Regions from separate parts of the Homo sapiens genome. Here region 2 is linked to region 1. A link is an interaction called in ENCODE POLR2A ChIA-PET data of the cell type or tissue named here. Cell type or tissue: Panc1. All regions are shown on one strand. Links, peaks and the distances in the headings refer to the core of each region. The heading gives the core; the rest is flanking DNA.

What was found. ChIA-PET counts read pairs that join two places held together with the same protein. Peaks named below come from ENCODE experiments on the same cell type or tissue, not always from the same donor. Only the 100,000 strongest peaks of a DNase experiment are listed, where the experiment ranks them.
Region 2: POLR2A ChIA-PET joins it to region 1 with 9 read pairs; 8 of 35 experiments call an interaction of 5 or more read pairs at or near these places.

The regions. Positions count from the first base shown.
Region 1 is chr14:76,916,579-76,931,548 of GRCh38, forward strand. LOC124903349 (a long non-coding RNA gene) reads right to left here and starts at 12,929. Exons shown (of 2, transcript XR_007064274.1): 1 at 11,847-12,929; 2 at 11,394-11,645. RefSeq lists silencers at 608-902, 2,395-2,545, 8,368-8,662 and enhancers at 1,720-4,776, 1,957-2,016, 7,077-8,072, 8,073-9,067, 10,176-11,132. In Panc1, for the core only: no CTCF peak of the experiment used is centred there; no DNase peak of the experiment used is centred there; H3K27ac peaks cover 2,925 bases.
Region 2 is chr14:76,977,802-76,992,771 of GRCh38, forward strand. No RefSeq gene overlaps it. Among named protein-coding and RNA genes, the nearest start is that of LINC01629, 26 kb to the left of the region's middle. RefSeq lists enhancers at 174-303, 251-752, 2,845-3,344. In Panc1, for the core only: no CTCF peak of the experiment used is centred there; no DNase peak of the experiment used is centred there; H3K27ac peaks cover 638 bases.

The DNA.
Region 1 (14,970 bases), core at 5,996-9,995:
GATCATCAGGGAGCAATGATGGGAAGTGTCTAAGGGTTAGGCTCTGGAGACAAATTTCTTTTTCTTTTTCTTTTTTTTTTTTTTGAGATGGAGTCTCGCACTGTCGCCCGAGCTGGTGTGCAGTGGTGCAATCTCAACTCACTGCAACCTCCGCCTCCCGGCTTCAAGCGATTCTCCTGCCTCAGCCTCCCAAGCAGCTGGGATTACAGGCACCTGCCACCACGCCCAGCTAATTTTTTGTATTTTTAGTAGAGACAGGGTTCCACTGTATTGGCCAGGCTGGTCTCAAACTCCTGACCTCGTGATCCCCCCGCCTCGGCCTCCCAAAGTGCTAGGATTACAGGCATGAGCCACCACGCCCAGCCTGGAGACAAATTTCTACTGACCAGCTCCTTCTTAACATCGCTGCACCTCAGTTTTCCCACGTGGAAAATACAGGTCATGGTACTTCCTCCTTCAGAGGGTGGTTGTAAGAATCCAATGGATGGATACATGCAACAACTTAGCAAGGTGCCTGGCACGCACTAAAAGCTCAACAAAGATGTGTCCTTATGATCATTCTCTGCTTGCATCCTCACCAGTGGATCCCAGCAAGCCCACTTCAGCTCAGAGACCTCTGCTAGGGCCCAGAGCCCATCCTTTGGAGATTCCCATCTCACAGGCTTTGTGGTTACTGACTGACTTTGTAATTCCCAAACCTGACCAGCAGGCAGTTCATATGGAAGTTCTTGCCACCTCCTGGTGAAAACAAGGACTGCGGGCAAATTGCTTGGTGTCCTGCTTTGTCCTGAGGCTGGAGCAAGGGGCATGGGTGGGCTGGGAGCCTTGGGCAAGAGGCTGATGCGTCGTGAGTGGTGAGGCTGGTGTCCGTGGGACACAGTGCTGTGTTCTCTCCCGCCTTGAGACTGTTTACGATTTGCCAGACTCTTGTGGTGCTATCCAAAATAATGCATCCAGTAGAGCGTTCCTGCCTTGGGGAGCTTGCATTAGGCTGCTGACATTCCCACAAAGAGCTATTTTTTTGTGCCACTTACTTTTATTTTTGTCATTTGCTTTACTCTCTTAATTTCCACTCTACCTCCCAACCCCCAACCCCTGTTCCCACCCATATCATTGCCTGTTAAAAGCAGCGGGAATTCTGAAGCCAGCCTTGTCCTCATTTAGGATGAGGACCTGAGCACAGAGGGATATTTTTCTTGTGGCAGCTGTGAGCTTTGCCAACCCCACTGAATTCAGGCTGGCCACAGCTCATCCCATGAGGCCAGGTATAGAGCCTTTCCTAGCAACAGTTGCAGAATCACAGCAGAGAGCGCTCCTGGGATCTGGCCCCCAGGGTTGGTCCATTTAAAGAAGCCACACTTGAGCCTGAGCCTAGCAGAGCTAGTGAGAGAAGAGTGTTGGCTCCATGCTGGCACGGGGCCTGCCTGTCCCTCCACCCCTTCAAGAACCCGTGACAAACAACCTTGCCTGGTGCCCAAGTGCCTGCCAAGCCCTGTCATATTAAAACCCTGGAAGACTCGGCAAGGAGTCCAATTTCAGCCCAGCAGGTGGGGAAACCAAGGCAATAAGAGCCCAATGTGACCAAGGTCACACACAGCTCTGGCTACAAGGCCCCGGAGGCCGGGCATCCAGGGCTGCAGGCTAAGCACCGAGCACCCTCACCCTCACCCCAGCCAAGGCTCAGCTGGGCACAGAGGAGGAACAAACATCCCCCACGTCATTCAACAGCAGAGCCCAGAGAAAGGCCCAGCACTTCCCCTCCATGAATGCTATTGCTGGTCCCCTCCCTCCCCTGGCGGGAGGGGGGGATACAGAGGCACTGAGACTCCCTGGAGCCTCTTTGGCAAGTCATTTCCAAGCCAGGCAGCCTGATCTCAAGCAGCTCCCAGTTGAGTGCCTGAAACACCAGACATCAAAAACCTGGCAGGCCTGGGGAGAAGGGAAGATTAGATCATTACAGCAGAATGAAGCAAACCAAAAACCCAGAGAAGGCAGGAGGGACAGAGGCCAAGAATGTTTCAAGGCAACCTGAAACTCCTTCAGATGAGAGCGGCCCGTACAGTGGCAGCTTCCCCTACTGCCAGGAAAGCCTGGCGTGTCTCAGCCCCTTTTTGGGTGGAGTAGGGAGTGTACTGGTCCATACACGTGCGCTCGGAGGTGATGGGAACAGGAAGCATGTTCTGGTCTTCCATGTGCACACACATTTGGACACATAAACGTGCATGCACAGGTGTCCAGGCCAGGCGTGTAAGCCCCCAGGAGTGCATGCGTGTGTTTGCGTGCAGTCTACAAACATGTTTTCACAAAGCTCAAGGAGAAGCAATCAGTCATCTCCAAGGAATCTTAGCAACAGCCATCCCCAGAAAAGGCTCCTGCCAGCTGGGGCAGCGATGAGTCAGCAGAGGCGTCGTGGGGGAGGCGGGAGGCGAGGCAGCCTCAGCCCTGGAGCCTGAGCCGGCCTCTCCCTTCTCCTGGGAAGGCCTCCAGACCCGGCCTGGCCGCCACGCCTGGGTCACTGCTTTGGCACTGATGTCCGAGAACACATTCCTGGAACTGGCCAGCACAGGCGGCTGGAGGGTTTTTCCCTCCTCCTCTCTCTCCCTCTCACCCTCCTGTCCGGGCCCCACACCCGCCCTTTTATTTTTCCTTCTTGCTGCAAAACCAAAACACCGTGTTCACGAGTTCAGGCGCTGTAGCCAAGTGGCAGGAGCTGGCAGAGCAATTGGGAAACAGGAGCTGCCTGGCCCAAGCAGGCCAGGGGATGAGGACACCTCTGGCCAGCCACAGAGAGGGCCCTGCTAGGGCTTGCTGAGCCCTGGTTAAGTACTGCAGGGCAAAAATGTCATCGCCTGGGGCCCCAGGGAACCGGAGTTCAAGGTGGCAGCTCCCAGAGAAATGGCCTGTGTCTCTCTGCCCCAGTAGCAGAGCCCGAGGTCACTAGCAGAGGATGGCGGCTGGAAGGTGACCAAAGGAGCAGAGAACCACAATTATTAATCATGAATCCATTGCCTGAGTGCATACACAGTCTTCAGAGCCACCTCAGGGTAGAATTATGTCCTTATACAGACAGGGAGGTGAAGGTGTGGGCAGGTGAAGGAATTTGGCACAAGGTCACGCAGCTAGCTTTTAGCCACGGAGCTTGATGGAATTAATCCAGCTTCGAGCTGACTTGGAGGCTTTAACTGATGGGCCACACTGGCTTTTCTTCCTGGGCTGCAGCTACACAGTATGCCAGGATCGCAGCACTTACAAAAAATAAAATAAAATAAAAACAACAAAAAAAGAGCGAGTGCTGTCTCCTATCTCTCCCCCACCCGCATGCAAACAGATCTGGGGGAAGAGCCATCTGCAACCTCAGCAGCGGAGGTGGTGGCAGCGGCGTGGCAGGCGGCGGTGGCAGGGGCAGTAACAGCCCAGCCCGAATCCCTGGCCTCTTTACTGGAGGCAGGAAATGAATAAAAGCTAAATGAGTTTGAAAATGCCAGGAGGCAGTGTTTATCCCCTTCCCCCACCCCCTCCCCCTGGCAAGGACCGCGTATAGTTACAGTTTAATCTTGGAAATGCCAGACAGCTGTTCCCCGTTGCTAAGAGACTGGCCCACATTATGCAGATGTCAGGGGCCTCAAATGTCTGCCGGAAATTACAGATCATGTTGGAAGAGCAGAGGGGCCTTCTCTTGACTGGGGAAGCGCAGTGGGAGACTCCTTGGGTGGATGGCAGAAATAAGGGGCCCACCCTTTCCGGGTCTCTTCCGAGGCTCTGAGGCTCCAGCCTGTCCCTCCTCCCAGCTCCCCGATGCCTTGGCTCCCACCCCAGGTTCCGGCCTCCATCCTTTGGCAACTGTGCCAATGGCCATGTCCACCCCCCACCTCCAGTGCTCCTTCTGGGACATCTTTCTTCAGTCCAGTGTCCCTGTCTGTCTTCCAGTCTTCCCAGCTGCTGCGATGCCACTGAGCTGGCTGGGTCCCAGCTGGGAGGAGGAGCAGACCCCACTCGAGGAGGGTAGGATTCCACTCCATAAGCTCTCCTCACCTGGAGCGGAAAATGGGACACACTCACCACACTCACACCCTCCCTGTCATCCCCCACCCCATGGAAAGCCAAAGGAGGGCTATCACCATGGCAACTGCAGGCTACACGAGCTGCTGCATCACTGGTCCCTGGGGAAGGGGAACTGCCATCTGGGCAGGGGGTTGGGGGAGGAGGAGGGGGAAGTCCTTTTCCAAACTGGAGCTCTAACATGAACCCTGATGGAAGGTGACGGGGGAATTCACCAGGGCTCTGGGCTGGGAGGGAAGCAGCTCAGGCTGGAGAGGGGCATGGGCAGGCTGCAGGGTGGTGCCCGGGGAGTCCATGGCAATGCATACGGTCTTCAGGATGACCCCCAGGTACCGTGGGGGTGGGGGAGGGTAGGCTGCGGCCCGGTGTGGAGTGGGTGCTGTGTGCCTACTGATTCCCTGAGAGCTCACAAGGTGCTTTGAGGACAGAAACTTTGTCACTACCTATGCATCCGGGTGGTATCTGCTCTCCCTGTTGCTAACTATGTGACCTTGGCCTTCTCCAGCTGGGGAGCCCAGCCATATAAAATGAAGTCAGGTGGACTTTACATGCATGGGAAGTGGCTTTAACGATAAGAATGGCGTGTGTGTGTGTGTGTGTGTGTGTGTGCATGTGTGTGTGTTTACCCATATATGAAAGTGCTTTGGAGAAAGGTTCTTGGAAGCCCCATGAAAACGGGGCCTTATTACCATCCATCTGGTCTTCCCAGAAGATGCTGATAAGGCTGCTGGCAGGGGAACACCATTTCAGAGCTTTCTTCCCAGGTACCTGGGGCCTTCTTCCCTGCAAAAAGACACCACCCTCAAACGCTGCCTTACTGACCTTGTGTCCTGACTCCTCGGGTCACCTCTCCCTCCCACCATTCCTACAGCAACTGAGATGCTGGATGGGGAAATTGAGGTACAGAGACTTCCAAGACTTGCCCAAGCCATCATAAGCCATTAGCTAATCCCATACTCTCCTGCCTCAGCCCTTGCCTTGGGTTCAAACCCCAGGAGGACCACGACCTCTGGCCCTGGGAGATGAGAGCTAGACACCAGCGTTCCTCCTCCTATTAGCTATGTTAGCTTGGGCAAATAACCAAACCTCCTTAACTCTCATTTATGCTTCTGGAAACTGGAATGCCATGACCTATTAGGGTTGCTGTGAAGGATTAAATGAGATACAACATAAAACTTGCTGAGCTCCTGCTAAGCTCTCAATACATTTGAGTTCTTTTATTAAGGAAAAGCTGGTTCCTGGGCACTAACTCCTTAGAAAGGTGACAGGCTTCAGCAGCTGGGGGACAAGGAGATTGTTCAGGCTGCATGCACACCCACTCCTCACTCCTCCAGCACAGCGACCAGTTTCTGCCTCTTTGGAAGGTTCCAGAAGGGTTATCCAGGACAGTGCAACTGGAAGAACTCAGGGCAGGTACCAGCCACAAAGTCCTGGGAGGTGGGGACGGGGCTTTTATCAGGGCCTCAGGGAAGACTCCCTCCCAGGAAAGGAGTGGACAGTAGAGGACGGTGGAGGATGGATGTCAGAGGGTGGTGGAGGATGAATGGCAGAGGGCGATGGAAGATGGACGGTGGAGGACAGTGGAGGATGAAGGGTGGAGGATGGTGGAGGATGGAGGGTGGAGGACGGTGGAGGATGGAGGGTGGAGGATGGTGGAGGATGGAGGGTGGAGGATGAAGGATGGAGGATGGAGGATGGAGGGTGGAAGGTGGAGGGTGGAGGATGGAGAGTGGAGGATGGTGGAGGGTGGAGGATGGAGAGTGGAGGATGGTGGAGGATGGAGGGTGGAGGATGGTAGAGGATGGACAGTGGAGGATGATGGAGGACAGCGGAGGATGGACAGTGGAGGATGGTACCCCCCACTCGATAGAGTAGAAACTGCTGAGCCAGAAAGGATTTGTCTGTGGGGCAGGAGAGCCCCAAGGCTGAGTCATGACTGGCTCCAGGTTCATTCAGCCCCTCAGAGCCCACTGAGGCCTCTGCGTGTGGCGGGAGAAAGCAGCGCTCAATCTCTGCCTTTGTTCTCCTCTCTCTCCCCAGGCCTCTCCCCACCCTCTCATCTCCCTTCCCCCAGCTCGCTCTCCTTCTCTCGCTCTCTTTCTCTCGCCCTCCTCCTCTTTCTCGCACTCTCCCACCAACGTCGGCTCCCTCCCCCTTCGTCCTTCCCTTGAAGCTGATTTCTTGCTTTCTCATCCTTTCTTCTGCCTCGGAGCTCACAACCACACAGGGCTGGCTTCCCTCCCCTCCTCCCTGTCCTCCCCTCTCCATCCGGCTGTCTTTCCCTCCCCTTCTCCATTTCCTCCCTCCTCCTTCTTCCCTCCTATTTCTCCTTTCTCCCCCAACCTTCTCACTCTCTCTCCCTCAATCTCTCTCTTCTTCCTTAAAGGAGACAGTTCAAGCCCCCCAAAAAGCAAAACCAGGTCAAGATCATCCATCAAGCCCTCACCAGGCCTGGTCTGGGAAGTTGGGGTCTAGAGACCAAGGCCAGAGCTAAGCAGAAAATCAGAGTGGGCTTGGGGAGAGTTTGTTGGAGTCCAGCCCACCTCGTCCAACCCACCTCAACCAGCACCTGGAACCCTTTCCCCACCTGGGTCACCTGCTTCTCACAAACACCCGAGCTTGGCTTCCAGCTCCCTGCTGCATAAGCTTCCAGTAAGCCAGGAGATGTCTGAGTTCCTGACCCTCCCTGAGCATTCGGCTTACCTCCTTATTCTTTGCCCTGGTGCAGGGAATCAAGGCAAAAAGAAGGCAAGAAAGAAATCAGAAGCAATGATGACCTGCTTTGAACTGGAAGGAAAATGGCTGGGGGAGGATTTGTACCATCTATGAGGTGCACATCATGGTAGAAAAAACACAGCTTTAAAACCAGACAGGCTGAGTTTGAACCTTGAACCTGCTTCTTACTAGCCAACAACCTTGAGCAAGACGCTCGCTGCGCCGCCGTGTCCACCTCTGTAAAATGGGGATAATGAAAACAGCACCGCCCTCCTGGGGCTGTTGTGAAGACGCAGTAAGAAAACGCATCGAAGTTCTTGGCACACAGCAGCTGCGCCTGAGCCCTAGTTCCTCCCTCAGAGAAAGGAAGGCTTCTTGCAGGAGATGGGGTTTGTTCTGAGTGTTGAAGGATGGATAATAATAGTAATCATACTTCTATTTTTGTTGACACCAGGCGCTATGCTAAGCACTTTGAATACATTGTTTCATTTAATCCCCCAGCAACTCTATGAGGCAGGTTTTTTTTTTTTCCCTGTCCCTGTTTCACGGAATAAGCTGGTGAAGTTCAGAAAGGCTAGGCAATTTACCCCAAGTCACACAGCCAAATGGAGGAGAAAATTCAGAACTCTTCTGCTATCGCTTGGACTGGGGGTGGGACTGGGAGTGGAGGACACAGCAAAAGTGACAGCAGGCAAGACCAAGAGCAGGGCCTAAACCAGGCGTGAGCCAGGACCAGCAAGGGACTGGGTGTGGGTCTCAGGGAAATTCTGAGGCCATGGCAAGCCCGTCTCTCCTTAGACTCCGCCTTCCTGCTTCCTGCGAGCCCTCGGACTCTGGCCGGCCTTGCTGTTAAACCTCGGTGGGGAGGGGGAGAAGGGGGTTCACGTGTTCATCTCTGCAGCAGTGGGACCCCCAGTGCTGCCCACCCCCTTCCCACACAGGTGCCCTGTAATCCAGATAATCCCTGCAGCTCCGTCCTGTCCCTTGTATGGCAAAAATGACCTCCTTGGTTTCTTGCCGCCTAGTGTTATGTCACAGGGATAATGGCTTCTTCTCTGGGGTGGGGGGTAGTCAGGACAGTGCTTAGGGATTCTTGCCTGAGATTACAAACGGGGTTGGGGAAAGTGGGTGGTTGGCGGTGGGACTGTGGGAGGCGAGTATCTTGTGGGAAAGAAGGTGGCCTGGCCCCCAAACAGTTTTTGGTGGAAAGAGATGAGCTGGGAGGACTTTAGCCAAACAGGTGTAGATGCCCCACCTGCCTATCACATCCCCCATCACCCCCCAACAAGCCATCTCACATTACACCGTGTATTGCTTTCAAATAGAACTCCACAGTTTCCATGGCAACTCACCCACGTGGTCGCTGCCTTAGAGGCTGGGGGATGGGGGGAGGGAAGGGCAGCTGACAAGAGGCACCAGCCTCCCAGAGGTGAGGGCAGAGTCAAGCTGGAGCCCGCCCTCTCTGCTGCCCACCCCCCGTTGCCCTGGCAGAGTCCCACCCGCCCAGCTCCCTGTGGCTGCCGCCCTCCCTTCACCCTCATCTCCAGGGCTCTCAGCTGAGGCTGCACAAAGCCCTAGGGAAAGAGTAGGTGGAGCTCCAGGACAAAGAGGCTGCCAGATCACTGCCCCCAGATGTGCCCTTGACCTGGGCCAGTCTGTGTCACTGTCGTGGGGCAGGGTCTCCTTGCAACTCTGGGCTCTTCTCGGAGAGGCCAGGGACGATCCTGCCTGCCCGGGAAGCACACCTTTGGGCGTGTCTAGTCTCCCCCACCTGTGAAATGGGGTCGGCACCCGGAACTGGGGTTGGGATTCTTGTTCTGGCTGATTGGGAGCTCTGTGACCTCGGGCATGGAACTTAACCTTTCTGAGGCTGTGTCTTCATCCTCACAAAAGGGATGGGGACATCTCCTCTCACGGGTGATGAGAGAAGCAAATGAGATGACATTCAGGAAAGTGCTTTATGAAAGGGAAAAAAAAGCATATAAAAGAGATAAAAGCAGAGACTCTTCTAGTGAAATCGGAGGACACTCGGATGGCGTCCACCCTTGGCCTCCCGTCTGGTCCAGGCCCAGCTCTACTGCATAGAACCCCGCAGTTCAGAAAGCCTTGTGATTAAAAAAAAGAAATGGGGGCGGGCACGGTGGCTCACGCCTGTAATCCCACCACTTTGAGAGGACAAGGCGGGTGGATCATAAGGTTAGGAGTTCGAAACCAGCCTGGCCAGCATGGTAGAACCCTGTCTCTACTAAAAATACAAAAATTAGCTGGGCATGGTGGTGCATGCCTACAGTCCCAATCTACTCAGGAGGCTGAGGGGAGAATCACTTGAACCTGGGAAGAGGAGGTTGTGGTGAGCCAAGATCACGCCACTGCACTCCCTCCAGCCTTTGCAACAGAGCGAGACTCCTTCAAAAAAAAAAAAAAAAAAGATTTGTTAAGGCCCCCACCTTCCTGTCCTGTGTATTTCCTGATCTTTCCTGACTTGACTCCTACCAAGAGCATCTCCTTATGGCCAAATATCTAGTCAAGGACCAGTGCGCCAGGAGCACTTCTTGTTGTCCCATGCCCACCAAACTGAGTTTGAGGCCTGCCCAACTGGTGGGGGCTCACCCAGCTTTGTCCCCAGGGAGGCAGCCAGAACATTGCAGGCTGAGCTTAGCAGAAGGGTGGGGCAAAGGGAGAGGAAGAAAGAGGCCAAGACATTTGCGGGACCGCCTGTCCCAGCTAAAGGGGCTTGCACCTGCCCGCCTGCCTCTCTCTCCCTCCTGGCTCCACACACCAGCTCATGAAAAGCACAGCCCCCAGGCCAGGCGCAGTGGTTCACGCCTGTAATCCCAGAGCTTTGGGAGGCCGAGGCGGGTGTATCACGAGGTCAGGAGATCGAGACCATCCTGGCCAACATGGTGAAACCCTGTCTCTAATAAAAATACAAAAATTAGCCAGGCATGGTGGCGGGTGTCTGAAGTCCCAGCTACTCGGGAGGCTGAGGCAGGAGAATCGCTTGAACCCGGGAGGCAGAGGTTGCAGTGAGCCGAGATCCCGCCACTGTACTTCAGCCTGGCGACAGAGTGAGAGACTCCGTCTCAAAAAAAAGAAAAAAGAAAAAAGAAAAGAAAAGCCCCACAGACCCAGCGTGACCCTGCCTTTCTCCCAGGGGCCTTGGGTTTCCCTGTGCTGATTCTTCCTGCCCTGGGACCTCCAGGGGCCGCCAGCCTCCCTCCCCAGCACCCACTCTCATCCATCAAGGGGGGGTGGTCTCTGAGGCCCCCTTTGGCTCTAAAACACTGACTCGGCAATTCTCTGCAGCAGCAGAAGCCGCAGCATCCTCTGCAAAGCCCAGCCCCTTCCTCTCTGTCACCTCACTCTGCAGTGCCCCCGAATCCCAGAGAGTGTGGCTTTCATTATTTTTTCTTTATTTTTATCAAAGGATATATATATATATTTTTTTTTTTTTTTTTTTTTTTTGGTCAAAAATTGTGTCTCCCCTGAGACAGTGCAGCCTCTGAGCAGGCTCCCCTTGTTTCCATGGTGACAGCAGCTGGCTCACATGTGTGGTTGCTTTGGAAACGAGTCTGGTTCTCCTCCCTCCTCTGCCTCTCCCTTCCTTCCTCAGCTGCCTGAGCACACCCTCCTCCTCCTTCACACTACTTGGGGTGCAAAGAAAGGGCCATGAGAGGTCCCAAGCCTCATGGGAACAAACCAGGTCCTGGCTCCTGTGACCTGGCCAGGTGACCAGACCCTTCTCTGGGCCTGACTTCTGCAGAGGCTCTCCTTCCACCCACCAGAGTGAGGCTTTGCTGACATGAGGCAGGGGCACTAACAGCCTTGAGCACTCTAGACAAGGACCCAAATGAATCTCGCTTCTGCCAAGGGCGGGGCTGCTTCTCCCCTCCCCAGGGGCACAGTCCCAGCATGCAGCCCACCCAGGCCTGGGCCCCTGGCACCCTCTCATGGTATACTAAGCCCTTTTCTGCCAAAGCATAGATGTGTAGAAGAAAAGGAAGGATTCTTGGGGAGGAAATCAATGGCAATAGACACAGAGAGAGAGGAGAAGGGACTTCCGTAGAGAGCCCTGTCTTGTTTGTCTGTAGATGCTATATAGATTTATGTACAATTTTTCCCACTGACATGTAGGCACCAGAAAGGGAGGAACCCTGCCTGTCTTGTCACGGAGGAGTCATCAGTGTCTGCCAGAGGAATGAATGGGTAGAGAGAAAAAAATAACACATTCCAAAATGTGAACAGTGATTGTTTTCTAGGTGGTGACTCTTGTTATAGCCTTTTTGCTTCTTTTCTTTCTGGGACGGAGTCTCCCTCTGTCGCCCAGGCTGGAGTGCAGTGGTGCGATCTCAGCTCACTGCAGCCTCAACCTCCTGGGTTCAGGTGACCCTCCCACCTCAGCCTCCCGAGTAGCTGGGACTACAGGCGTGTGCCACCACACCTGGCTAATTTTTGTATTTTTATTAGAGACAGAGTTTCACCATGTTGGCCAGGCTGGTCTGGAACTCCTGGCCTCAAGGGATCCACCCGCCTCCAACCCCTAAAGTGCTGGGATTACAGGTGTACGCCACCACACCTGGCCCTTGCTACTTTTCTTTCATGAGCATATATTAAATGTATAAAAAGAATAACAACATGTTTATTTATTTGATCTTAGAGAGAAAAATGAGGGGAACTTGGAAGAGGCCAGAATGGATGGAAGTATAGGCTCTTCTCCTTCCACGCTGGGGCAGGCATGTGACTATCCATTCCGATCTTCTGTCACTCAATGGGGCCCAGAAAGGTGCAGTGATTCTCCAGCTGTCACACAGGGAGTTGTAGTATTTGGAATCCGTCCAGTGAAAGAGGAGCCGGAGATCTGAAGTCGGAACCTGAGAGAAACGCTATCAACCCAGCACACTGCATATGCTGTTTATTGAGATGATAATGGTGTTGGTGGCCTAAGGACACATACCAGTAGCCCAGGCAGGCTTCAGCCTAATTCTCCCAACCGAAGGTAGATGCTGGTGTCCCCTTCCCCACTCCCCTCCTCCACCCTGTCTCCCAGGCCTCAGATTGAGCATTTGACTCACTCATGAGAAAATACAGCAGTCCCTAGAGAACTTGAAAGCTGCACTTGGCTGACAGAGCCAAACGGGAAAGTTCCAGCTCCTCTCCTGCTCTGCAGGGCAAGCAAAAGGCATTCTCAAGGTCAAAGAAAACATCATGCAGATTCTTGTCCTCAGCCAAGGGCACACTTCTCTGTTTTCTTCCCCAACCTGCAGCCAACACACAAGGAGTAGACCCAGCCTCCTGGGGAAACCTGAGTGGAGGAGAGCCAGGTCTGGCATGGCTGGGAGGAGTGTGCATCCTGCACTGTGGGAGCAAAGGGGCTCTCGAGATCCTCCTAATGATCCCACCATCCCCCTCTTTGATGGACAGACAGACAACAGGGGTGGCAAGGGCTTGCCCTGGCTCATCCCCAGCCAGCTCATCCTGCCAGCTATAGAGGCAGAGGGAAAAATGGAGAACAAAGAGGGGAGACACAGGAGGGAAGGAAAGGAGAAAGGAGGGAACCGTTCCTGACTCCCCCTGCCACCAGGGAGAGGGGCTTGCCTTGCTCCTCTGTGCTCCTCAGCCACAAGGCCACTGCGAATAGGCAGGGATGGGCAGAAGGTCAAGGATGGAGGGAGGCCAAAGATGGGACGGTGGGCATGGAATGGGGAGGGTTGGGTGATTTGTTGATGCCGTGTTGCATTCAGTGCTTGGTAACAAAAACAAAGCTGAAAACTTAAGTTAGTACTTTTACCATCACAAAACCTTCACAGCAAGAAAACCATCATATTCACAGGGTTATGATTTCCCTGGTACTACCTAGTCTGAGCCGTGGCCCTGTGGCAAGACTGTCTTTTTGCTGCCTCCTCACCAATGCAGAGCAGGCATAGCTCTAGGCAACCACCCCACTTGTCTTCCCTATGTTGGAGCATAACTAAGGGTCAGATGGCCTGACAATGAGCAAGGAGTTGTGTCCGCTCTAAAGTCTCAGAGGACTTTCTTCTACAACACCTCTGATTAAAGGCTCATCCAGTCTCTGCTTGAATACCTCCTATGACAGGGATCTCATCATCTTACAAGTATCTCATTAAAACCCAATCAGGGCCAGGCTCGGTGGCTCACACCTGTAATCCCAGCACTTTGGGAGGCCGAGGTGGGCGGATCATGAGGTCAGGAGATCCAGACCATCCTGGCTAACACGGTGAAACCCCGTCTCTACTAAAAATACAAAAAATTAGCCGAGTATGGTGGCGCATGCCTGTAATCCCAGCTACTGAGGAGGCTGAGGCAGGAGAATCGCTTGAACCCAGGAGGCGGAGGTTGCAGTGAGCTGAGATTGCGCCACTGCACTCCAGCCTGGGAGACAGAGCAAGACTCCGTCTCAAAAACAAAACAAAACAAAACAAAACAAAGCAATTGGGTTTGAATTTCCTTCTGCTAATATTTGTGCCACCCTTTTCATGAAAAAAAAAATGTGTGCCCCCCATTATCTTTATAGAGAAGATCAATGACAAATAGCATCTGGGTATATCTGTCATTCTTGAGTGCCAAATTAGCCCTTACTCCCCCAGGCAGGTCTTCCTGTTTCTAGAAAACTTTTCAAGCTCCCTACTTGCCCTTCCCCCCACCTTCAAAAAAATTGTTTTGCGGTTGGCCCTTTCTGCAAGCCTCAGCTCCGTGCAGGCTGCAGCGTGCCGGGTTCTATTCTTGCTGTCTCTGCTGCTCCTTTATTCCTGCCCTTGGTTCTGTGCCCTTCCTCCAGCTTTGAATGTGTCCTTCCCCAGTCTGAGCTCATCTGCCAGCCTGCGATGATCCACTTTGTCTCTCAGGCTCCTCCCTCTCTCCTTTGCGTCAAGACCTTTCGTGATTACACTGTCAGAAGCTCATTTTCAAGGGCCTCCCAGGTCGGCTCCACTCTTTCTTTCAAGCCTCACCTGTAGGATCTGCCTGCCCTTTCCCTCCGTGTTTTTTTTGTTTGTTTGTTTGTTTGTTTTTGTTGTTGTTGTTTTTGAGACAGAGTCTTGCTCTGTCACCCAGGCTGGAGTGCAATGGTGTGATCTCGGCTCACTGCAACCTCCACCTCCTGGGTTCAAGTGATTCTCCTGCCTCAGCCTCCCTAGTAGCTGGGATTACAGGTGCCCGCCACCATGCCGGGCTAATTTTTGTATTTTTATTAGAGACGGGTTTCGCCATGTTGGCCAGGCTGGTCTTGAACTCCTGACCTCACGTGATCCGCCTGCCTCAGCCGCCCAAACTGCTGGGATTACAGGCGTGAGCCACTGCGGCTGGCCCCTCCGTGTTTTGAATGTTACCTGACTCAGGTGGATGTGCTACCATTCTCCTTGCAGAGGCCTGGTTTCTTTGAAGATGGGGAGAGTGTATTGGTTTCCTGGGCTGCCATAACAAATGACCACAAACCGGGTGTCTTAAAACAACAGACATTTATTCTCTCACAGTTCTGGAAGCCAGAAGTCTGAAATCAAGGTGTTGGCAGAGCCCTCTCTCTCTCTGAAGGCTCTGGGGAAAAATCCTTCCTTGCCTCTCCTAGCTTCTGCTGTTTGCTGGCAATCTTGGGTGTTCCATCACCCCACCTCCGCCTCCATCTTCACAAAGCCTTCCCCATGTATTTGTGTCCAAGTTTCCTTCCGCTTATAAGGATACCAGTCTTGGCTGGGCACGGTGGCTCACGGCTATAATCCCAGCACTTTGGGAGGCCAAGGTGGAGGCAGATCACCTGAGGTCAGAAGTCTGAGACCAACCTGGGCAACATAGTGAAACCCCATTTCTACTAAAAATACAAAAAATGTAGGTGGGTATGGTGGCACGCACCTGTAGTCTCAGCTACTCAGGAGGCTGAGGTGGGAGGATCACTTAAAACTGGGAAGTGGAGGTTACAGTGAGCCAACATCATGCCACTACACTCCAGCCTGGACAGTGGAGTGAGACTGCATCTCAAAGAAACAAAAAAAAGGACACCAGTCTTTGGATTTAGGGCCCACCTTAGTCAAGTATGCCCTCATCTCTACTTGATTACATCTGCAAAGACCCTATTTCCAAATAAGGTCACATTCATGGGTTCCAACTGGACATGAATTTGGCGGGGGAGCTATTTGACCCAGGATTCTCCCTTACCCTCATCTTTGATTTTTCCCTCTGTCTTAT
Region 2 (14,970 bases), core at 6,823-10,822, 62 kb after region 1:
TCCCTTAGCCAGTGCCAACACCCCAGTCCTGCCTGAAGGCTGAGCCCAAATCTGGACAGTGTATCCAGACAGTGTATCCAGTTCAACCACCCTACCCTATCTCCACCAGCCCATGCCTCCTCCTCCTCTTCCTCTTTCTTTCTCCTATAACCTCCCCCGTCCTTCACTGCCCGTCCCCTCCCCACCCTCATCAGCTTCCTCCATCAGCAGCCATGTAAGGGGTAGGCCGTGCACAGGCCCGCCACTGCTCTCCTGGAGGGGAATTTCAGAGGCAAACCCGTGACTGCGTCGTCATCACGCTGAGCTTAGGTCTGGGGTGGCCCGGGGAGAGGAGCTTGTGTAAGTTGTGTGGGTGGAGGTGGGAGGGAGGCAGGGCTCTGATGTCAGAGGCTCCGACTCAACAAGCAGGTCAGCCCTTTCCTGCTAGGAGCCAGCCTCAGCCCCTCAGCTCACCCTCACCCCTCTAGCAGCCACACCTCCTGTGGATGTGTAGACAGGACACATGGAAGGAAAGCAAACTGTCACTCTCCACTGAGTAGCACTGGACAGTGCTACTGGTGTCTCCACCCCAATAAGAGATAGATGGCCAGGTGATAATGATGCCCGGTCTTAGTTCATTTGGGCTGCTATAATAAAATACCATAAAATGGTATTTTATAAAATGGCTGGCTTATAAACAACAGAAATAGATTTCTCATGGTTCTGGGAAGTCCACAGTCAACGTGTCGGCAGATTCAGTGTCTGGTAATGATCAGCTTCCTCTGAAGCCATCTGTTTTTTGTTTTTTGTTTTGTTTTTTTTTTTTTTTGAAACGAGGTCTCACTCTGTTGCTCAGGCTGGAGTACAATGGCACAATCATGGTTCACTGTAGCCTCGACCTCCCAGGCTTAAACAATCCTCCTTCCTCAGCCTCCTGAGTAGCTGGGACTAGGGGCACATGCTGCCACAGCTAGTTTTTTGTTTTGTTTTGTTTTGTTTTATCTATTTTTTTGTAGAGACGAGCTCTCCCTATGTTGCCCAGGGTGGTCTCAAACTCCTGGCCTCAAGTGATCCTCCCGCCTCTGCCTCCCAAATTTGCTGGGATTACAGGCATGAGCCAACATGCCTGGCCTAAAGCCATCCCGTCTTTATTTATTTATTTATTTATTTATTTATTGAGACAGAGTCTTGCTCTGTCGTCCAGGCTGGAGTACAATGGCACGATCTTGGTTCAAGATCAGATTCCTTGCCTGGGCACGGTGGCTCACGCCTGGAGTCCCAGCACTTTGGGAGGCCGAGGCAGGAGAATTGCTTGAGGCCAGGAGTTTGAAACCAGCCTGGGCAACAGAGCAAGACTCTGTCTCTAAAAAAAAAAAAAAAAAAAAAAAAAAAACCGGGTGTGGTGGCTCATGCCTGTAATCCCAGCACTTTGGGAGGCTTAGGTGGGCGGATCACGAGGTCAGGAGATCGAGACCATCCTGGCTAACACGGTGAAACCCCATCTCTACTAAAAATACAAAAAATTAGCCAGGTGTGGTGGCGGCGCCTGTAGTCCCAGCTACTCAGGAGGCTGAGGCAGAAGAATGGCGTGAACCCACGAGGCGGAGCTTGGAGTGAGCCGAGATCACGCCACTGCACTCTAGCCTGGGCGACAGAGCGAGACTCCATCTCAAAACAAAACAAAACAAAATAAAACAAAAAAAAAAATTAGCTGGCAGTCTTGCTTCGAGCCTGTGGTTCCAGACACTCAGGAGGCTGAGGTGGGAGGATCACCTGAGCCCAGGAGGTCGAGGCTGCAGTGAGCCATGATTGCACCACTGTACACCAACCTGGGAATAAAAGCAAGACCCTGTCTCAAACAAAACAAAACAAAACAAAACAACAAAGAAGTTCACATTCCAGATCATGACCTTGGGCAAGTTGCTCTTTGTGTCTCAGCACCCTCATCTGTAAAATAGGGAAATAACCCCAACCTCACAGGGCTGTCGTGAAGATTAAGTGAGTACTTGGCACCTAGTCAGTGTATATAAGTGTTGAGTGGTTATTATAATTTGTGGTATTTCTAGGACAGAAATCTGCTTAGAAGAGGAGATGGTCTTCCTTTTCTGAGATGGCGTTTCACTCTTGTCACCCAGACTGGAGTGCAATGGTGCAATCTTGGCTCACTGCAACCTCCGCGTCCCAGGTTCAAGCGATTCTCCTGCCTTGGCCTCCCAAGTAGCTGGGATTACAGGCATGTGCCACCACACCTGGCTAATTTTTTGTATTTAGTAGAGGAGGGGTTTAACCACGTTGGTCAAGCTGACCTCAGGTGATCCAATGCCTCAGCCTCCCAAAGTGCTGGGATTACAGGCATGAGCCACCACGTCAGGCCCAGGTTAGGCATTCTTAGTGACAGGATGAGACAGGAGGTCAGAACAAGAAACAGTTCACAAAGACCCTCCTGATAAAACACGATGTGGCAAAGAAGCTGGCTAAAACTCACCAAAACCAAGATGGTGACCAAAGTGACCTCTGGCCATCCTCACTGCTCATTATACACTAATTATAATGTATTAGTATGCTAAAAGACACTTCCACCAGCCCCGTAACAGTTTACAAATGCCATGGCAGCGTCAGGTCAGGAAGTTACCCTATATGGTCTAAACAGGGGAGGGACCCTTAGTCCCAGGAAATCCCCACTCATGAATTATTCACCCCTTATTTAGCATATAATCAAGAAATCGAGATGATCTTCTTAATGCCTCTCAAATTATTTCCAAAAGTGCCTGTCTGTGTGGAAGTTCCCTTCACAGGCCAGGGCTAGTCGGGCAGCACAAGGGGCCAAGGCCCATGCCTGGGGTCAGGCAGGCCCAGCCAGGTTGCTTGCCCTTTACCCATGCCTCTGCCTGGCCCTCCCATAGAGGGGCAGGGCAACCCAGGCCAACCTAGTGGCAGTATGAGCTGAGTGACTGTGGCCACCTGTGGAAACTGGTTTTGCAGCACCAGCCCCTCTCTTCTGTGTCCTTTCTTGCATCTTTTTTTTTTTTTTAAGAAGGAGTTTTGCTCTTGTTGCCCAGGCTGGTGTGCAATGACGTGATCTCAGCTCATTGCAACCTCCGCCTCCCGGGTTCAAGCGATTCTCCTGCCTCAGCCTCCTGAGTAGCTGGGATTACAGGTATGTGCCACCACGCCCGCCTAATTTTTTGTATTTAGTAGAGACGGGGTTTCACCGTGTTGGTCAGGCTGGTCTCAAACTCCTGACCTCAAGTGATCTACCTGCCTCAGCCTCCCAAAGTGCTGGGATTACAGGCATGAGCCAACGCGCCCAGCCTTATTTGTGCTGCCCCAATTTCTAGGAATTTATACACTCTGGGGACCAACCTCATCATGGGAATAAGAATTCAATTCTTCACGAAAATCATTTCCTCCACTGACACACTTTGTACAGACATAGGAATCTGACACACCTGGGTTTGCATCTGGAGTCTACCATTTACTGGCGAAGTAATATTGAACAAACTTTGGCTCTAGGAGCCTCAGTTTCTCCACCCGTAAAGTAGAAAACGTCATCTGTGCTTGCAGGCTTGTTGAGAAGATTAAATTAATCCAGCCATTTATTCCACAAATCCTTATTGAGTGCCTAACTGCACCTCACATTGAGGATACAGATATGATAACATGATAGACACAGAGGTGAGTCCACTTGCAAGGCACTCAGAGAGATATGGACCAACAGTGACCCCCAAATCCATGTTACTGATTGTGTTGAGGGACACAGAGGAAAAGTACTCAGGAGTAGTGGTGTGAGCTCAGTTTTGAAGGATAACTGGGTGCAATCTATTTCATCGAATCTAAGACTCTATTGATCATCCACACTATTATTTTAGATAACACTGAGACAAAAATTCAGCCAATTAACCTTAGAAATGTTATTTTGTGCTTACTGAAAGAGCTCTTTTGACCTTCTGCAGCCCCAGAGGAGTTTTCTCTCTCCCACCTAATTTAAAACAAAGAAGGATGTGTAGTGGCAGAGATCAGAATAGGGTAGAATCCAAGAGAAATCTACCTTGCCCTGCAGCAAGCTTTGCTGGGTATAAAATTCCTGAGTTTGTGGTTGGTAGGCTCCTGGGCTCTGACTCAGTGGAAAGAAGAGGTAGGACAAAGGGGTTATGTGGACCGGCCTGGGGAGAAGTGTGGGGAAGGGGTCCTGGCTGAGCAGTCACTACTGGGCTCAGTTTTTGGGGTGGCCAGAAGGAGAAGAGGCAAATGCCAAGCTGGGGGATTGTAAGACATCATCTCTAAAATGCATCCTGTGGTCAGAAATGTAAAGGGTGCATCTTCCCCAGGAGCAGGGAGCACCCTAGCTCCCAAATCTTGGTTTCCAAATGCCATTCTCCACTAAAAGGAACTAGGGGACTTTGGAGAATAGCTAATTCCCTGAGGTTGGCTCAGGGAAAATACAAGTGATCCTGGAACATCTTGTGCCAGAAAGTGAGAAGGTGCTAAAATAAAATAAAATAAAATAATAAAGCCAGGTACAGGGGTGCGTGCCTGTAGTCCCAGCTATTCAGGAGGCTGAGACAGAAAGATTGCTGAGGTCAGGAGTTCGAGGCTGTAGTGCACTATGATCACACCTGTGAATAGCCACTGCACTCTAGCCTGGGCAACATAGTGAGACCTTATCTCTAAAAAATATATAAATAAAAAATAAAATTAAATAGGCAGGTGTAGCAATGTGTGCCTGTAATCCCAGCACTTCAGGAGGCTGAGGCGGGCAGATCGCTTAAGCCCAGGAGTTTGAGACCATCCTGAATAACAGGGCAAAACCCTGTCTCTACAAAAAAATACAAAAATTAGCTGGGCCTGATGGTGCACACCTGTAGTCCCAGCTACTTAGAAGCCTGAGGTGGGAAATTCAGGCTTACGGAAGCCTCAACCTCCTGGGTTCAAGTGATCCTCCCACCTCAGCCTCCCAAGAAGCTGGAACTACAGGTGTGCACCACCACACTTGGCTTGTGTGTGTGTGTGTGTGTGTGTGTGTGTGTAGAGATAGGGTCTCACTATATTGTCCAGGCTGGTCTTGAACTCCTAGGCTCGAACAATCCTTCCGCCTCAGCCTCCCAAAGTGCTGAGATTACAGGTGTTTTCCACTGTGCCCAATATTTTTCTTCTTTTGCTGTAAAGGATATTAGCAGGATGGTTGGAGATGGTTGAATAAGGTCTGTACATCAGACAATAGAACTGTATGTAGCCATGCTAATTTTCTGATTTCAATAAATGTACTGTGGTTATTATATAAAAGAATGTCCTTGTTTTGAAGAAGAATGTATCAAAGTATTTAGGGATAAAGGTACACTTATCTGTCACCTACTCTCAAGCAGTTCAGAAAAAAAAAAAAAAAGGAAAGAAAAAGAGGCCAGGTGAGGTGGCTCACTCCTGTAATCCCAGAACTTTGGGAGGCTGAGGTGGGCAGATCACCTGAGGTCAGGAGTTCGAGACCAGCCTGGTCAACATGGTGAAACCTCGTCTCTACTAAAAATACAAAAATTAGCCAGGCGTGGTGATGTGCGCCTATAGTCCCAGCTACTGGGGAGGCTGAGGCAGGAGAATCACTTGAACCTGGTAGGTGGATGTTGCAGTGAGCTGAGATCACACCACTGCACTCCAACCTGGGAGACAGAGCGAGACTCCACCTCAGACAAAAAAATAAAAAGAATGAGTGAACACACACACACACTGTACATATAAAGAGGGAATTTGAGCTGGGTGCGGTGGCTCACACCTGTAATCCCAGCACTTTGGGAAGCCGAGGCAGGCGGATCAAGAGGTCAAGAAATCGAGACCATTCTGGCCAACATGGTGAAACCCCCTCTCTACTAAAAATACAAAAAAAAAAAAAATTAGCTGGGTGTGGTGGTACATGCCTGTAGTCCCAGCTACTCGGGAGGCTGAGGCAGGAGAATCGCTTGAACCTGGGAGATGGAGGTTGCAGTGAGCCGAGATCACGCCACCGCACTCCAGCCTGGCGACAGAGCAAGACTCCGTCTCAAAAAAAAAAAAAAAAAAGAGACAGAGGGAATTTGATTTTAAAAAGGTTTTAAAAAGATAAAAGAGAGAGATTGATAAAATGGTGGTATGCTGAAAATGTTTAACAACCAACTCTCTCAGGGCAAAAAAGCCCTGATACCAATTTCTGTGGTGTAAATACTCTCTGTGGCCAATTTAAAGCTGGCGCCATGAAGTCACTGAAGAGGGAGTTGGGAAGGAGATGCACAGAGATAGCTCTAGTGTTCATCACACCAGTACAAATGCAAACACGGTAGAAAGCTAACATTTGGGGAATCAGAGTAAAACAGAATATGAAGATTATTTGTACTATTTTTTGCAACTTTTATTCAGTCTGAACTTATTTCAAATAAAAAGTTAGGGTTTTTTTCTATGGCACATCTTGTAACTGATGAGATGCAGTAAATGAACTGGGGAAAGAGTACGTGAGCATTTCAGGTAGAGGCACCTGCCTTGACTGTGCAGAAGGCTGAGGCTGAAAGAAGCAATTCATTTGAAAAACAACAACACAAACAAAGCAGTCTGAGTGACTGGGAGCAGAGCAGCTTGGAACAGAGAAGTGCAAAGTGAGCAGAGAGGTGGGCTGGGGCCAGGACAGAGGCTCTGTAAGCCACAGCTGAGGGTTTGGGTCCCTCAGGGAGAAGCCATCAGAGTGCTTTAAGCAGTGGGTGGAGGGAATGTGGCCTTATTTGCGTTATCGCTCTGGCCCCTGGCTGACTCTCAATCAACAGTGGCCACTAATACTGCCTTTTCTGGTCTACTCTCTGCTGTCGCTTTCCCCAGGGTCCCTTTGCTCAACTGGTGTTAACAGGGGGCGGGGGTGGGGTGGGGGCCATGGCCACAGGCCACCAGGTGAGTCCAGAGCTTCCAGCACAGCCTCATTTTCTGTCCTCCCCACCCGCACCCCCTCAGACGTATTCGTAAGCCACAAAATAAGTGTGAGGAAGTCCAAGTTTGACATCCACCCAGGACTCTGCCCTCCCTGCTTAACTCAGCCCTGATCAGCCCTAAGCTGGTATGCCCTGGACTATTAAGCAAGCCCACTAACGTTTTGGAGAGGGGACTTGACTCTGCAGCCCTCCCCTCTGCACACCAGAGACCCACAGACCCACCCCCTCCTCCATCAGCTTCCTCCTACCCCTCTTGGTTTCTAGTCAAACCTCTCACTCTGGGAGTCCCAGAGCCCAGTGGGGCCTTGAGAGGGTTGAGTTCAAGGTGGAATGAATGGGCTGTTTGAGAGAGCTCTCCCAGGGCAATCTCCAGGCCTGGTACAGCTTGAGAGGCTACCGGCTTCCTTTTTCCCAGATGAATCCCTGTTCTGTATGCCTGTAACTATGTGCCCACCCCTAACATGCCCTGGGGCCCCGCATAACAGAAGTGGACTGGATATGTACACACAGCATGCTGGCCAGCTCCTCCTATGCAGAGAGCATGAACCCAGCCCAAAGTCACGAGCATTAACCGCATGCCACGTATTCCACTGGACATTATGATGCATTCTTTATCCAGCCTACTGTTAGAACAGCTCTGTGAGTGGACACAGTATTAGGTCCATATTGCAACTGAGGCTTGAAAGTTTTCTTGGAGTATCCAAGTTCGCATAGCTGATGCAGAGATTCAACTCAGGCCCTTTGACCGCCAAAGCCTGCATTTCTGCCCACAATACCACCCTGCCTCTGTCTGGCACAAGTTGCCCCTGTGCCATTGTCTCTCAGCCTGGGCATCAGTGCTGTGGGCATCCAGGCCATGTGGACAGGTGTACTGAGGGCCCTGTGCACCAGGAAGGGGTTAATTGGGATGCCCTCAGCAAGCTCTAGTTTGGCAACTGTTGCTATGGCAACAGCATGGTTTGGGGAAGAGGGAGGCCAGCACAGTAGGATCTTCTGAATCACTGGATGTACAGCCTATATGTTTATTCTGCAGCGAAACCCTCCCTGCATCTTCTGGGACTATATGTGGCCACTAGGGATGGCTGCGGCAGGCAGGGGTGAGGGCAGGGGTTCCCTGAGCAGGCAGAAGCTGGGAGGCCTTGGCACTGCTAAGGCCTCTCACCCAGGGGCTCTCACCAGCACAGCCCAGGGAGACTTTTCCACCAGGAAGGCCCAGGGATTCTGCTTTCAGCTGCAGCTCCCCAGACTAGGTGAAAACCAGGAAAGGGCAAAGATTTGGGGCCAAACGGAATCAAGCAATCATTCACTATTCACTGACTTACTCATTCACCAGATATGTATTGCTTGCTGACAATGCACTGATGGCTGTGCTGGGGGCTGTGGCCTGGGGTTATAGCTGGGAGCCAGACAGACTCTGCATCCGTGGAGATTCCCTTCCAGGGGGCCAGAAGTCCCCACCATATGCCCCACCTTGGGCAAGTCCCTCTCCTTTGCTGAGTTCATCTGTAAAATGGGGCCCACACTCCCCACTTTGCAGGGATGCAGCCTGGATGAGGTAACAGATTTGCGAACGCCCAACACATAGTGGACCAAATATGCAGACAGGACAAAAATGCCTGTAGGCCTCTCACCTCTCCCTCCAGCAACAGAAGGTGCCAGACAATGATAAAACTCATGAGTGAGGAGCCCCAGGCTCTGGACCCTGGAGGCTTACTGTGAGCAAAATCTCCAGACCGAGCCAGACAGACAGATCCAGCTCTTCCATCACTGGGCATGGGCCCTGGCTTCAGTTTGCCTATTTGTAATGCGGGTGATCCTCCTGTCCTTATAGACAGTAATGTACCTGAGCTGATGGGCAGCATCCAAGTGGGTTCTTGACCATTCTGTTCCACCATCTGAGCCACCCACAGGTCAGAAGAGCCCAAGGCCACCAGATAATAAGACCCCAGTACTGGCCTTCCCGTCCAAGCCAACTTGTTTTTTGCCTACAACATGGACCGCAGTAGCTGTCTGTTGATTTGATTCAAGTTTGATAGCCACCCAGGACTCTGCCCTCCCTGCTCAGCTCAGCCCTGATCAGCCCTAAGCTGGTATACCCTGGACTATTCAGCAAGCCCACTAACCTTGGTGAGAGGGGACTTGACTCTGCGACCCTCCCCTCTGCACGCCAGGCCAGTTTCCATGAAAGGACCCCCTGGGGTCCTCAAGCTCAGCCCTAGAACCACCCTCCTCACGTCCAGCACCAGGGCAGGCCTGGTGGAGGCAGGAAGGCCAGCTGGGGGTGAGGGCTGATCACAGATAAGAGCAACATGCAAACAAAACCCACAGGAAGGAAGCCAGCGAAGGAGAAAATCATTTAAGAATTTCATATTGGCTGGGTACGGTGGCTCACGCCTGTAATCCCAGCACTTTGGGAGGCCGAGGTGGGCAGATCACAAGGTCAGGAGATGGAGATCATCCTGGCTAACATAGTGAAACCCCGTCTCTACTAAAAATACAAAAAATTAGCCGGGCGTAGTGGCGGGCGCCTGTAGTCCCAGCTACTCGGGAGGCTGAGGCAGGAGAATGGAGTGAACCCGGGAGGCGGAGCTTGCAGTGAGCTGAGATCTCGCCACTGCACTCCAGCCTGGGCGACAGAGCCAGACTCCGCCTCAAAAAAAAAAAAAAAAAAACAATTTCATATTGAGGTCGGGTGCGGTGGCTCACGCCTGTAATCGCAGCACTTTGGGAGGCCGAGGCGGGCGGATCACGAGGTCAGGAGATCGAGACCATCCTGGCTAACACGGTGAAACCCCGTCTCTAAAAAAAAAAATACAAAAATTAGCCGGGCGTGGTGGCGGGCGCCTGTAGTCCCAGCTACTCAGGAGACTGAGGCAGGAGAATGGTGTGAACCCGGGAGGCAGAGCTTGCTATGAGCCGAGATCGCGCCACTGCACTCCAGCCTGGGCAACAGAGCAAGACTCCATCTCAAAAAAAGAAAACCAAGAATTTCATATTTGATATTTCAAAAAATAAACAACTTCAAAGCTGTCATCATGGGAAAATTCAAAATGTTGAAGGGCTTCCTCACACTTATTTTGTGGCTTAATATTGATTTCATTTTGTACTATTCATGGGGGTGGAGATGCCCTAATCTTTTCAGAGCTAACTGCCTTTAAAAGTCTTAATCAAGACCTGGGAAATGGAAGTGGGGCGCACAGTTGGTGGGCCCCCCTCAAGTCTGTTCTGTGTGACAGCTTCATCCCTGGAGGGCGAGGAGGGAAGATGTTTTTCGTCTTGCCGCTGTCTGACACCAAAGGAGGCAAGATTAAGCTTGGTTGGAGGTGGTGCTAATGAGTTACTCAGGATTTTCTTCTTCTCTCACCAATCTTGAATTTCCATCTCCCCAGTTGGGTGTCAGGGTACATATTTATACCAGGACAGGGCTTACAGTGGCTGTCATTTGTTTATGAAATTCTTTCCAGAAGGACAGTGGGCCACAGGAAGGTAGGGTAGAGAGCTGCAGGGAGGGCAGAGGAGCCACAGAGATCCAGGAGCTTCCAGCCAGGCCAGCCCCTAAACTGGAAAATTGTTAACATAGGATTCAGCCAATCCAGAGGAGAAAAGGACAGGCAGACCTAGCAAACACATTCCCCTGAGGGGAAGTCACAACACCTGGGCAGCAGAAGAATGTCCGTGAGGAGAGAAGGAAAGGGAGTCCTGAAGGAATATAAGCTTTTCTTTTCTTTTTTCTTTTCTCTTCCCTTCTCTTCTTTTCTTTTCTTTTATTTCTTTTATTTTATTTATTTATTTTTTTTTTGAGACGGAGTCTCTCTCTGTCGCCCAGGCTGGAGTGCAGTGGCACAATCTCGGCTCACTGCAAGCTCCGCCTCCCGGATTCAGGCCATTCTCCTGCCTCAGCCTCCCGAGTAGCTGGGACTACAGGCGCCCGCCACCATGCCCAGCTAATTTTTTTGTATTTTTAGTAGAGACGGGGTTTCACTGTGTTAGCCAGGATGGTCTTGATCTCCTGACCTCGTGATCCGCCCGCCTCTGCCTCCCAAAGTGCTGGGATTACAGGTGTGAGCCACCGCGCCCGGCCTTTCTTTTATTTTTTAATTGAATTTATTTTATTTTTGAGACAGGGTCTCTCTCTGTCACCCAGGCTGGAATGCAGTGACACAATCTCTGCTCACTGCAACCTCTGCCTCCTGGGCTCAAGCCATCCTCCCACCTCAGCCTCCCAGGTAGCTGGGACTATAGGCATACAGCACCATGCCCGGCTAATGTTTGTATTTCTTGTAGAGGCGGGGCTTTGCCATGTTGCTCAGGCTAGCGTCAAACTCCTGGCTTCAAGCGATCCACCCATTTCGGCCTCCCAAAGTGCTGGGATTACAGGCATGAGCCACTGTGCCTGACCTCTTTTTTTTTTTTTTTTTTTTTTTTTTTTGAGACGGAGTTTCACTCTTGTTGCCCAGACTGCAGTGGAACAGCATGATCTTGGCTCACCACAACCTCCGCCTCCTGGATTTAAGCGATTCTCCTGCCTCAGCCTCCCGAGTAGCTGGGATTACAGGCACGCACCACCATGCCCAGCTAATTTTGTATTTTTAGTACAGATGGGGTTTCTCCGTGTTGGTCAGGTGAGTCTTGAACTCCCGACCTCAGGTGATCTGCCCGCCTTGGCCTCCCAAAGTATTGGGATTACAGGCGTGAGCCACTGTGCCCAGCCCAGCCTCTTTTTTTTTTTTTTTTAATGGACTTCATCTTTTAGAGCAATCTGGCAAAATTAAGAAGAAAGTACATGGATTTCCTATATACCCCCTGTCCCCACACGTGCATCGCCTCCACCATGCCATTATCAACATCCCTGACCAGAGGGGTGCATTTGTTATGATTTGTGAACCTACACGGATGCATCATCATCAGTGAGGTCCATAGTTTACATTGGGGTTCACTCTTGGTGTAGTACATTGTATGTGTTTGGACAAATGTACAATGGCTTGTATCCATCATCATAGTATCCTACAGAATAGTTTCATTGCTCTAACTGATCTTTTTGCTGTCTCCATAGTTTTGCCTTTTCCAGAATGTCATATAGTTGGAATCATTCAGTAGGTAGCCTTTTAAGATTGGCTTCTTTGGCCTGGCCAGGCTCGGTGGCTCATGCTTGTAATCCCAGCACTTTGGGAGGCCGAGGCGGGCAGATCACAAGGTCAGGAGTTCGAGACCAGCCTGGCCAACACTGTGAAACCCTGTCTCTACTAAAAACACAAAAATTAGCCGGGCGTGGTGGCGGGCGCTTGTAATCCCAGCTACTAGGGAGGCTGAGGCAGGAGAATCGCTTGAACCTGGGAGGTGGAGGTTGCAGTGAGCCGAGATCATGCCACTGCACTCCAGCCTGGGCAACAGAGCTACACTCCATCTCAAAAAAGAGATTGGCCTCTTTCACTTAATAATATGCTTCTTTCTTTCTCTCTTTCTTTCTCTTTTTTCTTTCTTTCTCACTCTCTTCCTCTTCTCCTTTCTCTCTCTTTCTCTCTCTTCCTCTCCTCCTCTCTTTCTCTCTCCATTCTTTCCTTCCCTCCCTCCATCCCTCCTTTCTCTCTCTCCCTTCCTTCCTCTCTCTCTCTTTCTTTTCTTTTCTTTCTCTTTCTTTTTCTCTTTCTCTCTCTCTTTCTTTTCTTTCTCTTTCTTTCTTCTCTGTCACCCAGGGTGAAGTACAGTGGCACAATCATATACAGCCTAGAATTCCTGGGCTCTAGCAATCCTCCTGCCTTGGCCTCCCAAAGTGCTGGAATTACAGGTGTGAGACATCATGCCCAGACTAGCAATATGCTTTTAAGATTTCTCCATGTTTTTTCATAACTTGGTAGTGAAATTCTTTTTGGCCCCAAATAATATCCTATTGTCTGGATGTCCCACAGTTCATTCACTCATTCACCTACTGAAGGATATCTTGGTTGCATCCAAGTTTTGTCAATTATTAATAAAGCTGCTATAAGCATTCGTGTGCTGGTTTTTGTGTGAACTTAAGTTTATTTGAGTAACTACCAAGGAGCATGATTGCCAGATCATATAGTAAAAGTATGTTTAGTTTTGTAAGAAATTGCTGAACCTAGCCGGGCGCAATGGTTCACACCTGTAATCCCAGCACTTTGGGAGGCCAAGGCGGGTGGATCACCTGAGGTTGGGAGTTCAAGACCAGCCTAACCAACATGGAGAAACCCTGTCTCAGCTAAAAATACAAAATTAGCCGGGGTGGTGGTGCATGCCTGTAATCCCAGCTACTCGGGAGGCTGAGGCAGGAGAACTGCTTGAACCCGGGAGGTGGAGGTTGCGGTGAGCCAAGATCATGCCATTGCACTCTAGCCTGGGCAACAACAGCAAAACTCCATCTCAAAAAAAAAAAAAAAAAGAAAGAAAGAAATTGCCGAACTTGAGGCTGGGTGTGGTGGCTCACACCTGTAATCCCAGCACTTTGGGAGGCTGAGGTGGGTGGATCACTTGAGGTCAGGAATTTGAGACCAGCCTGGCCAATATAGTGAAACCCCACCTCTACTAAAAATACAAAAATTAGCCAGGTGCTGTGGTGCGTGCCTGTAATCCCAGCTACTAGGGAGGCTGAGGCAGGAGAATCACTTGAACCCAGGAGATGGAGGTTGCAGTGGGCTGAGATCGTGCCACTGCACTCCAACCTGGGCAACAGAGTGAGACCCTGTCTCAAGAAAAAAAGAGAAAGGAATTGCCACACTGTCTTCAAATGTACCATTTTGCATTCCCACTGCAATGAGTGAGAGTTCCTGTTGCTCCACATCTTCACCAGCATTTGGTGCTGTCAGTGTCCTGGATTGTGGATATTCTAACAGATGTGTGGTAGAATCCCAGTGTTGTTTTAATTTGCACTTCCCTAAAGATATATGACGTTGCTGGGTGTGGTGGCTCACACCTGTAATCCCAGCACTTCGGGAGGCCAAGGCGGGCGGATCACCAGAGGTCAGGAGTTCAAGACCAGCCTGGCCAAGATGGTAAAACCCTGTCTCTACAAAAAATTAGCCAGGCATGATGGCGGGTGCCTGTAATTCCAGCTACTTACAAGGCCGAGGCAGGAGAATCGCTTGAACCCAGGAGGCAGAGGTTGCAGTGAGCCAAGATCGTGCCATTGCACTCCAACCTGGGTGAGAGAGCAAAACTCCATCTAAAAAAAAAAAAAAAAAAGATATATGATGTTGAACATCTTTTCATATGCTTACTTGCTATCTATATATCTCCTTTAGTAAGGTATCTTCTTTGGGTCTTTTGCTCATTTTTTAAATCTGGTTGTTTGTTTTCTTATTGTTAAGTTTTAAGAGTTCATTGTGTGTATATATAATTTTATTTTTTTTTTGAGCCAGGGTGTCACTGTCACCCAGGCTCGAGTGCAGTAGTAAAACCCTGGCTCACTGCAGCCTCGACCTCCCCCGCTCAAGTGATCCTCCTGTCTCAGCTTTCAAGTAGCTGGTACTACAGGCCAGCGCCACCATACCCAGCTAATTTTTAAAATTTTTTGTAGACAAAGGGTCTCACTGTTACCCAGGCTGGTCTCCAACTCCTGGGCTCAAGCAATCCTCCCGCCTCAGCCTTCCAAAGTGCTGAGATTACAGGTGTGAGCTACTGCATCTGGCCCAAGTTCTGTGTCTATCTCGGATGACAGTCCTTTATCAAATATGTCTTTTGAATATTTTCTCTCAGTCTGTGACTCCCCTTTTTATTTGAGTGGATGGTTCCAGTCCCTGATTGAGCCAGACTATTATACAGAGTCCAGCCATTTCTACTTAACTCAGGACTCCTCCTGTTGGGCCAGCAGAGACCTTGTCAGATCTGCACCATGGTCTGATTGCTCCCCTACCCAATCCGGCATCCTCCCTGTTCATGTCATAGGGGCCACTCCCCACTGAGCCCTATGCACTCCTAACTCCATCTCAGTGCCAGCTTCAGACCTAAGGGACCTAGTGCTGGGGAGGAACTAAGTCGGAGTGATAGGATGGACATGGATTGGGGGTGCCACTTTATTTATTTTATTTTATTTATTTAT